2 separate regions of the Mus musculus genome follow, and region 2 is linked to region 1. The links are chromatin loops, found by intact Hi-C in ENCODE. Cell type or tissue: left cerebral cortex. All regions are shown on one strand. Links, peaks and the distances in the headings refer to the core of each region. The heading gives the core; the rest is flanking DNA.

Evidence for each region. A loop is a pair of places that touch in the nucleus more often than their neighbours do. Peaks named below come from ENCODE experiments on the same cell type or tissue, not always from the same donor. Only the 100,000 strongest peaks of a DNase experiment are listed, where the experiment ranks them.
Region 2: a loop joins it to region 1, with 2.5 times the contacts of the local background. A loop is called at or near these places in 17 of 42 quality-filtered maps.

The regions. Positions count from the first base shown.
Region 1 is chr12:81,855,414-81,863,434 of GRCm38, reverse strand. Pcnx (pecanex homolog) reads right to left here and starts at 3,405. Exons shown (of 36, transcript NM_018814.3): 1 at 2,911-3,405. The coding sequence starts at 3,063. In left cerebral cortex, for the core only: a CTCF peak has its summit at 3,532; DNase peaks (open chromatin) are centred at 2,982, 3,497 and 3,865; H3K4me3 peaks cover 1,409 bases; H3K27ac peaks cover 1,302 bases.
Region 2 is chr12:81,791,756-81,799,776 of GRCm38, reverse strand. It overlaps Gm30706 (a long non-coding RNA gene), which reads left to right. Exons shown (of 7, transcript XR_001780652.1): 5 at 169-243; 6 at 6,088-6,151; 7 at 6,449-7,347. Among named protein-coding and RNA genes, the nearest start is that of Gm46366, 4.7 kb to the right of the region's middle. In left cerebral cortex, for the core only: a CTCF peak has its summit at 3,050 (motif pointing left); a DNase peak (open chromatin) is centred at 3,029.

The sequences.
Region 1 (8,021 bases), core at 2,462-4,961:
TGGTTTTCCCTATCTAGAACAATAATAGCAGAATCTATATCTTACCCCTCTGAATGACCTATAAAAGCTGGGAGACAGAGAGTGTGTGTGTGTGTGGGAGTGGGAGTGTGTGTGAGTATATCCATGCCTAAGGGGATCCTGAATGGTGATTTTGGCTTCAAAAAGTCATATATAAAACCCAGTTCATGTATCTGCCTAAGGTAATAAAACAAGTCACAACGGGGACACTTAGCTGGGCTAAGAACCTATACACAAACTCAGTAAAGTCACCGTCACCTGCAGCTACTATTGGAAGAACACATGAATACTAACCATGGGTGAGATTTTAATACAGAAGGTGAGCTTCTGCTTTGATCTGGATATATATGTCACACTATTGACCTCACTACTATAGCACTAGCTTGTTTCCTAAACTGCTACACTCCTCTGTGCTAAGTTCCAGACCACGACCTCTGATCATTCATCGTCCCTACAGTTCTAAGCTTGCTGCTGCTTATCCCAGCCTAGACTCCTAAGTTCCCTGACAGAAAAAAGTGAATCGGATCCATTGCCAGTCATATGTCTAACGTCTCATTACTGTGTGTCAGTCTGGCACTGCTCTACATCCTTAAGAGTACAGCAATGAACAGAGAGAAACCCCTGCCTGGTCAGAGCTTCAAGTCTATTATTAGCTTTCCTCGGTGCAACAGGGTGACAGAACCAGCAAGTGAGTGTGTGCCTCAGCCAGCAGAAACCGCTGTTCAGAAAGCGGGCAGAAGAGGTCAGAGGCTGCTATGTTACTTATCAGGGAAAGTCTCACACGCCAGAAACCCGAAATAACCTAACCAAAGGCAGGCCACACAATCATCTGGAAGGGAGAGGCCCCTGACAGAGTAGGAAGGGCAAGCACACCCAGCCCAGGGCACAGTGACGACATGTCAGCTGCTGGGTAGACTGCAAGCAGTCGAACTGAGTATAGAAAGGGGCAGAGCAAGGGCAGAGGGGAAGCTGGTCTACGCACAAGGGTCACAGGACCTCAAAGAATCCTGATCTGTGTGTAGGGAAGCAAGAGCAGAAACAGCAAGCCTTGATACAAATGCCATCACACACCCCCTGCCAGCCCGCACCCCCACCCCAGACAAGTACCCAGCAGGGCAGAGCTGCTTGAACCAGGCCTGACTGGGGGATGATGGACTCCTGTCAGATTTTAAAGACAGAACTCACTAGCTTTGTGCGTGGACTGGGAGTGAGGAGAAAGAGAAGCCTATGAGAGCTTTTAAAGCTTCAGGAAGAGTGGAGCTGCCATTCGTTGAAGTGAAGCACTTTTATTTTCCCAGAACCTGGCAAAGTACCTAGTGCACAGCGGACACTCAAATACCTGAGAATCGAGCTTAACTGAATAAACTCCCGGGTAATTCAATATATGGCTTTCCGCTTCCTCTGAAGTCCTCAGTGGTGTTAATTCCACAAAGAGGCTTAGACCCAAACCTTACACAGCACAGCAACAAATCCTGACCTCCCAACGATCATTTTGCCTTTAATGTACAACCTGTCTGGACACCCGGGAGGGCAGCTCTGAAAGCGAGTGAGCTTGAAGGGCCGCCTCACCACCACAGCCACAGAGCTGCTCATTAAGGACATCGCACTCCTGGAAGGGATGCTGATGCAGAGTGAACCCGATCGGCCACAATGAACAGAAATTATAACATTTAATGATAAATTTTCAGAATCTGACAAGACCAAGTCCTGTAATAAACAGCTCCTTTAAGCTGGGGTAAGTCCCTTCGAACACATTCCTATTAGAAATCAGAATCTGCTTGACAATGTGACATTTAGCGCGAGCACACACACACACACACACACACACACACTCGCCATCCCCCAAGGCATGTTCCTGCCTTAGTGATACTGAGAAAAGAGGCAAATAGGCTGCCCTAACTCGCGGTACTTCTCATACTCTCCATTCGGGGACTTAGTAACCCAGCACCTTTGTTCTAGCCCTCTGAAGAACCATGAAGTTAGCAGAAATTCCCTGAAAATAAAAGTTAATATCCTTCCTTCCAATCACTTTAAAATTTGAAAGCTTTGTTTTCTCAAATGTGCCACCTAAAATTGTGCTTTTATTTTATTTTTTATTTTTAAGAAATGTGCAAACATCTTTCAGGAAAACATCCTCTAAAAACACTCCTGAGGCCTGGACTGCACAGTGACTCTCAGGCCAGCCTTGGCTATAGAAGGAAACCGTCTGGGAACACCAAAAACACTTCAGAGAAACTGGACCGAGAGCACCAAGCAACAGGCGGCGGCACTCTCCTTTTCCCAGCCAGTCAAAGGCCTTGAACCAACGCAAACAAACGCCAGCCAGGCTCTCGTATCTCCCCGCTCCCTGCCGGCAGCGCTAGCCTGACAACACCGCGGTCCCTCGCCGCGGGGCTGAACCGAATGGAACCCGCACTCAACCGATCAGCGGTTTGCGGAGGCGCGAGCCCGCTGGGGGTTTCCCCCAGCACGGGAAGCGAGTACGAGCCGGGACACCCTGCGACTCCGTTTCTGCCGGAGCGCGCACGGCCTCCCCCGGGCTCCGCACACAGCCGGGGGCCGAGGTGCGGGCGGGGATGCCCCCGGGGAGCGGGAGGTAGATAGTCCGAGGCCCGGGGAACGACCGGGGACCCCCGATGGAAGGCCTCGGGGCGCCAGTTACGCAGACCCGCACGAGAGGCGCTAGGAAAGCGGGACCCGGCCGGGGACCGGCGGGAAGGGAGGTGCTGAAAACACGGGAAACCCGGGGCCCGGAGCGGAGCCAGCGGGGGAGGGGAGCGTCCGCCCGCCGCCGGGACCGCGGGACGCGGGGAGGACAGGGGCGCGACCCCCGGGCCCCCGAGGATCACAGCCGAGCGTCCGCTGCGGGTCCCCGTCCCCGCCCCCACTCACCATGTAAAGCGTGAAGGGCAGGCCGAGCAGAAAGAGCCACAGGTAGAGGTGGAGCGCGTTCACGAAGGTGGCCTGGTGCGGGTCGTAGTACCAGCCGCCGCTGAGCGCGGCCCACACCCCCTGCCGGAGGATCTGCAGCGTCTGCGACCCCATCCCCACCCGGCGTCGCCGCCGCCGCCGCCGCCGTCCCCGCCCCGGCCCCAGCTTCGGCCTCGTCGCCTGCGCGCCCGCGGACCGGTCTAGCCCCCTCCCGAGCTCCGGGAGAGCGGCCCGGCGCCGCGGCGCTCGCTGGTGCTGCTGCACGAGGAGGAGGAGGAGGAGACGGCGGAGGAGGAGGCGGCGAGCGGCAGGGCGGAGAGCGGCGAGGAGGAGGAGGAGGCCGGGCTCCTGAGCGCCGCCGCCATCTTGTCTTCGAGCTCCGAGCCCGAGCCCAGTCCGCCAGCGCTGCCGCCGCCGCCGCCGCCTCCGCCGCCGCGACCCCCGCCGGCCGCCAGCCTCGGCCCGGCGGAGCAGGCGAGCGGGCGCCCGGCAGGACGCGGAGGAAGCCGCGCCCCCTCCGGCTCCTCCTCCTGCTCCCTCCACCCGCGGAGCGGTCCCCACGGGTACGCGCAGCGCCTGGGTCGCACGGGCGCCTCCTGTTGGGAGAAGCCTGCAGAAGCAGCATCTGGCCGGGGTGGGGATGGGGGTGGGGTCGGGTGGGGTGGGGTGGGGTCGGGTGGGGTGGGGTGGGGTGGGATCCGGTCGGGTCCGAGTTTGCAACCCGGATGGCACTGCACCGGGCATGACCGACCACTGCAAGCTCTTTAAAGTCGAGCGGACTTCCAGACTTCCAGAATTCGTAGACCTTGCAGGGGCTGCCGTTTGTGGCAATTGCCCAAGACAAAACAAGTAAAAAACATTTGGGGGTAAACTGTCTGAGTTTGACACTGCAGGACTGGAAGAATTAAAGCAGAGTTGAAAAGAACTGTGTTACCCTTTTTTGGACCCGAAGCAGCTTGAGTGAGAAAAAGGGCGACGACGTCAAGAACTAGAAGCTTTACTGCTTCCAAATAGGTGTAAATTAATACAAGCTGCAAGAGATACAAAAGTATGACATGACCAAGTTATGCTTGCACCACAACTTTTCTTTTTCATGTGGTGCAACTAGTAACCATTTTTATCAATGGGCCAATCTCAGCAGAGTTGAAAGATTCCTGACTCCACCCAAACTTTGAATGGGGTCTTGTACTTCTCTTTTTATAGCTGTGAAAACTGGGAATCATTCTTGGCCCAGTCTAATGTTTCTGAAGTATGTCTGATCTCACTGGATGGCTTTTTTTTTTTAAGGGTTTGAAGGTTGAGTTTATTGTAGCAATAAACGTACTCTGTTTTCCCAGATTAAAGTTGCTATAATTAATGAGGAAAGCAAGTGAGACAGAGCAGTTGGTGACATTTTAAGAAGTGGTTAAAACCCATCGCAGTGCCTCTGGGTATCATGCCACTGTATAGCTGGTTATGCTCACACCTGCTCCACTTAACCTTCACAACGCTCCTTTAACACAGCCAGGGCTATCCTTATTTTTACCAGTGAGGGCTCTGCCACTCAGAGTGATTGCCCAGGTTCTCATAAGTAATAAGCTGTGGAGTGCTCAGAAGTCAGCGTTCATCCTAGCAGCATGGACTGAGCCTTTCATATCCACTCAGGTAGGAGTTAGAACTCAGGCAGGACCTTCAGGCTTAAGGATATAGTCAGCTGTTCTCAAAGGTGATGGGGGCATCACCTCAGAATGACTTAGAAAAGGAAATTCTCACATTATCTCTCTAGGGAAACTGGGTGAGAGACTAGGGAAAAACCAAAAAGTTTTAAGAAGCCTTCCAGAGATTGTAAGAACCTTTCAGGTAGGAAGAACACCACTTTCCGTTGTATAATCACAAAGTGATCTAAGTTCAAAGCACTTTAAAGGGTGTAAATAAATTCACATCAACATATATTTTAAATGTATGACTAAAAACAAAATCAAGATTAAGTAATACAATATTATAATTAAAATAGTGACCTAATGGCTTGATTCACAGGCACAAGATGGTTGAGTTTTCTTTTGTGTCTCCTGAAGGAGACAGGAAAGCTCTCTTGAGAAACTGGAAGCGATCCCAAGCTTTCCAAAACAAAGGAAGATGTAAACCAGGATAAAATTCCAATAGCACATTAGTTTCCATGCCAACAAATATCCACTGTGGTTTAATATGAAAGGATGGACTGTCACAGCGAGGCCGACTGGGAGAAATGGGGTCTAGCACTGGACTCATCCGTGGGGTGGGAGGCAGACCCAGCTGGACCAGAAAAGAGTACGTAGTGGATATAGAACCAAACCCGCAGCAAGCCAGGAAGGCAGCCGGCAGCAGGGATCTCCAACATGTGAGGAGCCGACACAGCTGCAAGGCAGCCTGGAAGCTCAAGGAAATGTTATGGCAAGAATGAGAAAAATATGTTGCTTATTGCAAGGCCCCAACCTTGCTGCTAAGGTTTTCCAGGTCTAAATTCATGGCCTTAAGTTTAGGTGCTGGGCAAATTCTGGTGACCCAAGAGAACAAGGCCAGATTTGATGGCTACTTTAACAGGGAAAGTAGCTTACTGCCTAGAACTGGGACAAATTCTCACACTGTGTGGATACAGTATGTTGAGGCCCCTGGGTGTTAATGTAAAACCCTAATTCCCTTCCAACATTCCTGGGCTTAATCCCAGAACCTAAAGAAGGGAGCTATACAGCAATAGTCTCTACGTGAAAAGGGGCAGCCGGACAGCAGGGCCAGAAAGTTAAAAGAGGGCAGATAGAAACTGCCTCTTTCACCCTGAACTGGTAGAAGCTTTTTAGAAGAATGCAGATTAACTGGCAGTTGAAAGAAGGCCTAGAAAAGACTGACCTTCCCAGATGACTGACTCAGTCCCTGGAGGAAGGGGCAGATCTTACAGGCTTTTCATCTCGCAGCTTTCAAAATGTTTGCAGGTGCTCCCACATGCTTCCTGTGCTGTCCACAGGGGCACAGAGAGGTTAAATGGTTTGCCCAGGTCACACCCTGTGTCATACTCATAAAACGTGAGTGCCAGACAAAAAAAATGAAGACATCTAATTTGCTAAATGTTAACACTCCCAGCCAGGCCCAAAAGTCATCAATAATGTTATACTTAACATGTCAGAGTTAGCAGCCGTGACACGCTGCCAAACCACCACCTGACATGGGCTCATCTTTCAGCTAATCCCATTAAAATGATGTTTCCTGACTGGCTCACAGACCCCTTGAGGACTGGGAGCACCCACGGCAGATGCTTTCTCCTTCCTGAAAAGGGAAAAACTGAGCAGTGGAAACCATCTAATGACTCTACCCAAGCCCACCTGTGACAGAGGCATCCATGATACAGCCCTGTCTATTAGGTGTCAATCCCTTTAAGGCTCACGTGTTGTGCCAACTACCCAAAGCCAAAAACAAAAAACAAAAAAACAAAACATCCATGTCTCTTCTGAGACCAGATCCTCTTCTCTCTCTTAATGAAAAGAGCATTTACTTACTTGCTCAGACTTGGACCCTCTCCTAAGGTCTAAACGCCTGCTCCTTCTCCTGTCCACGCCCATTGTGTTGCCAAATCAAGCCTGCTGGTGGATGCTGTCAGCAGCTCTTACCTAACAGCCTGTTGCCGCCAGTCCCTCCCCCTTCAAAACCTTTGTACCTTCTACCAGCAAATTAATTTCCCTAATCTACTCTTCTTAAAAGCTTTTAATTCCCTCCAATAACCTACCTTAGCCAAGTCTTCAAGGCTCCCTATTAACCTGAATAGTCCCTTTCATTTACCTGCCCCTGCTCCTAGCAGGAAACCCTTTTTATTGGTAGATATCAGCATATAAAGGTGTATGTTTATCAGCCCACCCAGTTATCAATCTGTTTATGTGCTCTTATGTACACTAGAGCTATCAGCCCTCTAAAATCCATAAAGACTGCCCCCTCCCTCTCTTTACCCCCCTCCTTCCTCCCCCCTCCCCACTCACTTAGCACTTAATTGTCTGCTACTTTCTGTGCCTCCAAGTGAACCACATTCCTTGATGCTCAATGGCAAAGTGCTCCTCAGTGTGCCCCAGCTGGCAGGGTGCTCCTCAGTGTGCCCCAGCTGGCAGGGTGCTCCTCAGTGTGCCCCAGCTGGCAGGGTGCTCCTCGGTGTGCCCCAGGTGCTCCTCAGTGTGCCCCAGCTGGCAGGGTGCTCTTTAGTGTGCCCCAGGTGCCCATCAAAAAGCTGTTAAAGATCAATGCACTCGGTGTAGACGGGCTGCAGAAAGCACAGGGTCAGGACTTTCCAATCAGGAATGCAGATCTATTTTTTTAACCATATATTTGGTACTTCTATATTTAAAAACACTCCAGCAGTTCTAGAAGATCAGTTCAAAAAAGGAAAAGCTATGAAATAGACTGAAAAGAATTAGGGAGAGAAGTACCCTAGAATTATCCCCTAGTTCACTTTTTAGCTATTTCTATGTGCCACTTTATGTCACAGGCAGATAAATGTCAAAAGTGGGGAGGGGAGGAGAGTCCCCAAACCTATACAATGTAACGAGAAACACAAGTATCTGGATATGGAGCTTGATAAACAAAAAGAAGTGGTTTTCTTACTCCCCGGAAGATGATCATTCTTGGAAATCACAGTTCAGTCAGTTTTTTTTTTTTTTTTTAGAGCTTTGTTTCCACGGGATACATACTTTATAAGGTGAGTTTTAGCCAGGCCCAGTGGCGCACACCTTTAATCACAAAACTTAGGCAAAGGTAGGTGGATCTCTGTAAGTTTGAGGCCAGCTTGGTCTATATAATGAGACTCTGTCAAAAGAAAAATAAAGGCATGTGTTTCTTGAGACTAACCACCTCAGTAATCCTCACTATGGTTTTGTGTCATCTTGAGAGTATGTTATTGGGGGGTGGTGTGTGTATGGGGGGAAAATCTCACTTTCCTTTAATTCACATCCAATACTTCCAGAGCAGGAAAAGGGAAGTACGTAGGCTGTTGTGAAACTCCCTAAATATTGAGAATTCCTAACTTAGAAACAATATGAGCACTTGTTTTTTCATGCTTAGAAGATTCTTCTGGTAGTTTA
Region 2 (8,021 bases), core at 1,830-4,329, 63 kb after region 1:
CAAACAAATGAAAAACCAGTTCTGCAACTTTGTATAAGTGAGTGTAAAATTCCATCCTGGGTTTCCTGAACAAGGAACCATTGCTATCCACAGTTGGAGTCACATAGACACGAATGTGAAAAGACCCCATGAGAAGGAGGGTGAGAAGCCCTGTCTGTTGTTTTGCAGTCTGGACTGCAGTTATATATTGCTTGAATGCTCTTTAGAAGGACCATCGGGATCCTCTGGACACACCTTGGCAGGGTGAGTTGTTCCAAGGGGCCAGGTGGCTCGCAAAGCTGCCCTGAGGCTGCCCCCAGCACTCCCATCCCCCCCAACCCCCAGCCCCACCCAAGATTGTTTGCCTTTGCCTATGATGTAATAAGGGAAAACATAGAGCTAAGGAATATGAATCCAAATTTGACAGGGATGATAAGCTTTTAAACTCCCAATAGAGCAAACCTAACCCCAGGATCAAAGGGAAAATTGATCCAGTATGGATTGATCAGTGGCCCCTTCATAGAGAAAAATTAAGATAGACCCAATTCTATTAGAGGAACAATTGCAACCTGGACATATAGAACCTTCAGTGAGACCTTGGAATTCCCCTATTTTGGTAATTAATTACATTATAGTTTTGTAAATAAAAAGACAAAAAATAAATTTCAGCTGCTGTATGATTTCAGGGGCATAAATGTTCCTGTGAAAACAAATGGAGGCTCTGCAGCTGGGGCTCCCCATGCCTACTGTGGTTCCTCAAGGACACTCCACTATTTAGTATCAGTGGAACATTTTGCCACAAGCGATGAACACATTGTCAAACTATGTGACAATATTACGTATGTAGGCACTTAATGAAAACATTGCCCCACTGTGTGACAATATTATGTATGTAGGCACTTAAGCTGGCGCAGCCTAAAGCCCTTCAGGCATTGGTCACTCATTGTATGAATGTATTCTCTGCTCATGCTTTCCTAATCAATACTTAAATGGATGCTTAACTTTCATGGTAAATGAACTAAAAGAAGAAAATGTAGGGGCTGGAGAGATGGCTTAATGGTTAAGAGCACTAACTGCTCTTCCAAAGGTCCTGAGTTTAATTCCCAGCAACCACATGGTAGTTCACAACCACTCGTAATGGGTTCCAATTCCCTCTTCTGGTCTGTCTGAAGAGAGCAACAGTATACTTCTATACATAAAATAAATAAATCTTTAAAAAAAGAAGACTGGGCAAGGGTGGCATACACCTTTAATCCCAGCACTTGGGAGGCAGAGGCAGGCAGATTTCTGAGTTCGAGGCCAGCCTGGTTTACAGAGTGAGTTCCAGGACAGCCAGGGCTATACAGAGAAAACTTGTCTTGAAAAAGAAGAAGAAGAAGGAAGAGGAGGAGGAGGAGGAGGGGGAGGGGGAGGAGGAAGAAGAAAGAGGAGAAGAAGAAGAAGAAGAAGAAGAAGAAGAAGAAGAAGAAGAAGAAGAAGAAGAAGGAGAAGAAGAAGAAGAAGAAAATTTAAACTTAACTCCAGATAAGATACAAAGTGGTCACCATATAATTATTTAAAATATATTCTCACTCAACAACAAATTTGCCATTATCCCCTCTCAGTCTAAATTTTCCGAAGCAATGTACCCTCAAATACTTAGAAAAGATTTTGGGCCATGTCAATTGGATGTGTTCTTAAAGCCCATGTCCACAGTGACACATCTACTCCAACAAGGTCACACCTCCTAATAGTGGCACTCCCTGGGCCAAGCATATATGAGCCATCACAGCAACTTGTGCCACTTGTTAGTAGAGAGCCTACAGAAATCACTGTGCCATTAAATAGAATTCTGGCTGATTATTTTGTTCCACGATGATCACAATTGGCAGGTAGCAATCACATGTTACTTGGGATCTATAAGTATTAGTTATCCTAAAGATCCCTTTAAGAATTGTTTAAGATACCCCATGGGTGTTCCTTAAAATTACATCTAGAGATCCTATAGAGATCACTGTTAAAAATGGCTCTTCAAAAGCACGGGAGCTTATGTCTTATATACAAGTTCCACACCCTCCGCATACACCCAGCCCTGGTTGTGCAGCTCAACAGTCTGAACTTGCTGCAGCCAACCAACTTTTATTTGATGTTTCTCTGCATTGGATATTTTAGCACACTCTCCATTGGTGCTCAAATTGTTTCTGTTTTAGAAACTGTAAGACTAAGCCAGGCAGTAGTGGTGCACGTCTTAAATCCTAGCACTTCAAGACTTAAACTTAATCCCACCACCAATGCTAGTGCACAGTTAGTTCTGTCCCTATGGGCGCCTATACAACAACCACCTCAGCATTTTTTCTTTTCTTTTCTTTTTCTTCTTCTTTCTTTCTTTCTTTTTTTTTTTTATTAGGTATTTTCCTCATTTACATTTCCAATGCTATCCCAAAAGTCTCCCATACCCTCCCCCGCACTCCCCTACCCACCCACTCCCACTTTTTGGCCCTGGCGTTCCCCTGTACTGGGGCATATAAAGTTTGCAAGTCCAATGGGCCTCTCTTTCCAGTGATGGCCGACTAGGCCATCTTTTGATACATATGCAGCTAGAGTCAAGAGCTCCGGGTACTGGTTAAGTTCATAATGTTGTTCCACCTATAGGGTTGCAGACCCCTTTAGTTCCTTGGGTATTTTCTCTAGCTCCTCCATTGGGGGCCCTGTGATCCATCCAATAGCTGACTGTGAGCATCCATTTCTGTGTTTGCTAGGCCCTGGCATAGTCTCACTAGAGACAGCTATATCAGGGTCCTATCATCACAATCTTGCTAGTGTATGCAATGGTGTCAGTGTTTGGAGTCAGCATTTTTTCATAACTCACATTCACATGCATTCTCATATGCCAGACCTGGTAACATTCGCTAGTGCTCAAGCAGATGCCCTGGCCTCCTCCTCACCTCTAATACTTTCATTTCAGGCTGCTTAAAAGACTCATGAATTTCTTCATCAAAATGCAAAATTATTACAAGTGTAGTTCTCTACCTCATGAACAAGCGTGCCTGCCCTCTGTGTTCCTTGACCACCACTGCCCCCTGCTGGAGGAACTAATCCTTGCGCGTTAAACTCTAATGCCACTGGGGCAAACAGATACTACTCAAATCTCTGAATTTTGACATTATGCTCCTGTAACAGTTGATACTTGGAAAGAATACGATTGTTGCTTCTGTCTGCAGAACGATCTCGGATGCTGTCATTATTTATTATATACCTTTCCCTTTCCTGGACATCCATTGCAACTAAAAACTGGTAACGCTCCTGCTTATATTAGCAAACAACTTTTACAATGTATAAAATATTAATCATGTTGCCGGAACCCCTTTCAACTCACAGTGTCAAAGCTATTGTGGAATGACAGCGTTAACTACTTAAACAACAAATTTTAAAAATAAAATTGGGGACTATATCTTCACCTTAAATGCCTAGTGCTATGGGCATTTAAAATTTAAGCCATGGTTTTTAAAAAAATTTTTTTTTTACTTTAAAGGATAATGCTTTCTCCACTACCCAAAAGTGGAGGCACAGACATGGACACAGTATATGTTAAATGAAATATCTAGGAACCAATCAGTGGAAAGGGCCCCAAGTTCCTCTACCATCAGGGCAGGGTTACGCTCGAGTCTTTTCAGAAAATGAAAGAAGTCCCAGATGATGTCTGCTCCCATGACTAAGACAGCATCCCAGAGACACTGGACACATGAAGCATCTGAAGAAAGATAACAAGCACACCAAGAGGAGGCATCCCAAGAGGAAGAAGAAGTTGATGACTTGGGGGAGGCATCGAGACTTTAATTCATCAAGCTGAGACCTTGGAGAGACAAGGACCCAATGCTACTGACCCCCAAAATGATGATGCTATGTTTATTGACTATATTATAGGCTAATTCTCAGATTGTACAGAATCCAAATACTTTCCTTTCTGGAATGTGTTGTTTTAATGTGTCAAGATACTGCTCATATTCACATTGATGATCTGCATAAAGAGAAAGACACAATCTCTCAAGTGACCTTTGAAGGCCATCTCGATTAAGGTGGCTCTCCCTTTTCTTGGTCCTCTGCTGGCTAGTCCTATGGCTTTGTTAGACCAATTCTGCAGGCTATGCAGTCAAGCTTGGCTTATGCTATTACAGCCACAAAATTCTCTTTAAAAACTCAAAAGGGGGTGAGATAGGAAGTATGGCTGTCTTTTAAACACCAGAGAAACCCAGGATGTTAAGCACGCAGGGTTGTTCCTCCAAAAGAAGGAGTGTAGTGCCTGTTATCTGCCCAGAAGGCTAGAAATGGACATGGTTTCTGACCTAGTGACCTTTGCGCTATCTGTGACTTTTCTGGCACTGGATCACTCCCCTAGACCCTTATTGTAAAATTGTTTTTCCCAGTCAACCTATAGAACCTGTCTTTATGGACTGTACAAAGGGTTTCATATCTGATCTGTATTTAGCTTGTTTTGTTCCTGAAGGAGATTTGTGTGTGGTTTGTTGTACACATAGGATTGAGTTAATGATCACGAAAATAGTTTTCACCAAATGTGCTGTGTTTAAATATGTTTAAAGTAAACCACGTGGAATCTAACTCCAGTTTAAACCAACATCAGCGACTGAGTCATATGAGTCATGGTAAGCCAAACTGACTTCTTGTTTCTGGCAGCTCATATCTCTGCAGCCGGTTAAGGTCACAAAGACCCCTGTAATCGGGTCCCCCAGAACCAATGCTAACAACAGCGGTGAGCCACAATGTGGGTGCCAGGAATAGAACCTAGGTCCTCTGGAAGATCAGCAAGTGCTCCTAACCATTGAGCCATCTCTCCATCCCAGACCAGTATGAGTCTTACATCGACAATGCTTAGGGTGGGGACATTGCCTGAAGAACACAGAAAAGGATGAGGGAGCTCCCCAAAGTGTGTACGGTGGGAGTGGCTGTTACCCCGCTGATGAACGGAGCAGCAACATCATATGTAAGGCAACAGAAGTTCTCAGGGATGCTCACAAGTTACAGCTTCAAGTGTCAGCCAAGAGTCTCCCAGGGCAAAACTGGGTGGTTTGGGGAATCTTGAGAACAAGCTGGCCAGAAGGCTAACACCCAGCGACTAGCTTATACCACTGAGAGTGAATCTATCTCTTCTTCACGGAAGGCTTAGACACAGATGGCAGCAATGATAGTCTTTGACTGAGTAGCACAGCTCTTAGCATGAGCTCCATGTAAGCTTCAACGTGTTTGTTTAGAAACTGATTACAAACCTTCTGTTAGGACTGCACGAAGCACACCCCAGCTACCCTGAGCAAAAGATAGCCTCTTTGGGGATATTGTTGGTAGCAGGCAGGGGCAGACATGAGGCAGATCCGGGAAATCTGTGTGTGCTTCCTGTTTCTCTTCCTCTCTGAACCTTCCTGAGCTCCATCTTTCTCCTGATGTGGCTGCCTGGCATTTTTTAATTAATTAATTAATTTAAAAAATTTCATCCCACCCAGACCGAGACTGGATTCCCTCCATCCTGTTCCAAACCCAGAACAAGGACCCCCAAGGGGTTCAGTTTGATTCTGCACTCAGAATCCCTCCCCCCAACCCCCAGCACTCAGCTCAGTCAACCACGTGGCCAAGATGACACCCGGTGGGAGGTACTTCTGTTACCTTGTAGATTCAGTTGTGGGAGCTTTTTTCTTTGTAAAGAGATTCAGCCGAGTAAGGGGATAGTATTTGCTTACACCTGTATAGAGCTTTACATACAAGTATGTATCCTTTCTTTCATCTGATTCTTGGAGTAACCTCAAGGAGTGGGAAAGCAGGTATTCAATTAGTGAATGTGACTGGGCACTATGTTGCCCAGGCTGGCCTCAAATTCCCTGAGTCAAGCCTCGGACACTGGGATTAGAGGGGTACACACTGTGTCCAGCTAGGACAAGTCTTCCCTTCTAGGTCAGTCTTATTTCACCCCTTAGGTTCTACTTTTCTTTTAAACCCCCTCTCTCCTGTTCACTTGGAATTTGGGGGGGTGGGGAAGAGACCATCTCTCACCTTTGCCCCTGGATCTCTCTGCTACAGTCTCTGCATGAGTTAAGCTTTGATTAAATTGAATTTGTTTTCCAGGTGAATCCAGTAAGGCCTAGAGCACGAAGTGCTTTGCTTCAGGGGATCCGGCCAAAGAGACAAGGTGAGGTGGTTCCATAGCGGAGTCTCTAAGATTTCCAGGCAAGAAAGTGTCCCACAAGGTCTCTGACATCGCAGTAGGGTTGGGCGTGTTTTCAGGAAGCGGGGAAATTCTATGTAGATGATATGAGGGGATGAGGAGATGCAAGCCTTCCCGTGAAGGTGCTGCGGCTGCATTTGGCTGCATTTGCCCTGATCTCAGGGCTCCAGCAGGGCTCTCTTTACACCTCAGACTCTTAGGCTTCTTTTCCTTGGTAGCTGGCGGCGGCTACTTCACCGTACATCCCTGACTTTTTCTCAGAACTAGGCAAGACCTCGAGTGTGGATCTGATGCAGTCCTGTGCACCTCAGGTGTGGATGGGGGTCACCGTGCTACAGATGAGCCAGCCTCCCCAGAAAGCGGCTTCTCTTGCTACGGGGAACCACCTGAAGGAAAGAGATGCTTTCTCTGCTATGGGGATACAACTGTCTGCTGTCATAGCCCCAGGAACAACGAGAGAGGAAGCCTTAGCAGAACAGGACAGCAAACCCAGACCCAGCTGGGGCCTAGGAGCTACTGCAACTCCCCACTGTCTGTGGAAAGAGCTGGGGGGAGGGTGAGAGCCAGTGTGGAATTAGTTGGAGTGACAGGAGACAAGTGTGAGCAGTGTGGGTTATTAATAGGGACGAGGACATATATTTACAACCAGTGACCCCCAGTGAAGGTTAGAACAGTTACCTAGATGTATCTGAGACCCACACAGAAGACACCCCAAGCTTGCAAAGTGAGCTTTCTCATCCCAGAGTCCCTTAGGCCAAGGGGCTTGGGCAACAGAAGCAAGAACCTTGACTGTGTCTGTGTGTGTGTGTGTGTGTGTGTTTGCTCAGGCTGTGTGCTGCTGTTCTAGGGGAGGGAGGGAGAGAAGAGGAAGAGGAAGAAACCGAGGAAGAGGGGAGGGTGCTAAACGTAAGCTTAGCCAGCTGGCTCTGTGGTTTCCATTCTCCCTTCTACCTCCAGCTTCGTGGGGGAGTAAACTGTCCCCTTTAAGTGACATTTTTCTTGTTCCATCCTGGCTTGGAAGATTTGGGCCTTGAAACCTGAAGGCAAATAAAACACATACTCTGGTCTGCCTCCTAAGAGTGGGTACAGGGTGTTAGGGGCAGGTACGATCACTAGTCAGGGAGCATGAGGTGGGTCAGATCTGACAGGTGGCCCAGCTTGTCCCCACACTGGCAGAATTTAGTTGCTGAGGACCCTAAGGTGGGAGGGGAGGGCTGGGTCCGGGGTGTGCTGTCCTGTAGGTTTGGGGGGCAGGGAAGGGTGGGTTCTGGGATTAAGGCTGGTCGGAAGGTGTGACACCACAGTTGGCTTCTAGTCTGGCTGGGTTTGGGTTAAAAGGCTGCAGAGCAATTCAGTCCCTCCCATTCGTGTGACGTTCTGAAAGGGGCCTCTGGAGTACACGGTGATTTTCACAGAGCTCAGCTATGGCAGGTCAAGCTGCTTTTGTCGAAACCCTAGGACGGGTCAGAGGTTGCTGAGTTCCCGTTCTGATCCTGTTCATACCACTCCTTTTCCTGAACTGCTCTGTGTCTTAGTCAGGGTTTGACTGCTGTGAACAGATGCCATGACCAAGGCAAGTCTTATAAGGACAACATTTAATTGGGGCTGGCTTACAGGTTCAGAGGCTCAGTCCATTATCATCATGGTAGGAAGCATGGCAGCATCAGGCAGGCATGGTGCAGGCAGAGCTGAGAGTTCTACATCTTCATCTGAAGGCTGCCAGGACAAGACTCACATCCAGGCATCTAGGACAAGGGTATTAAAAAGCCCACGACCATAGTGACACACCCACTCCAACAAGGCCACACCTGTTGGCATCAGGACCTCCCAAACC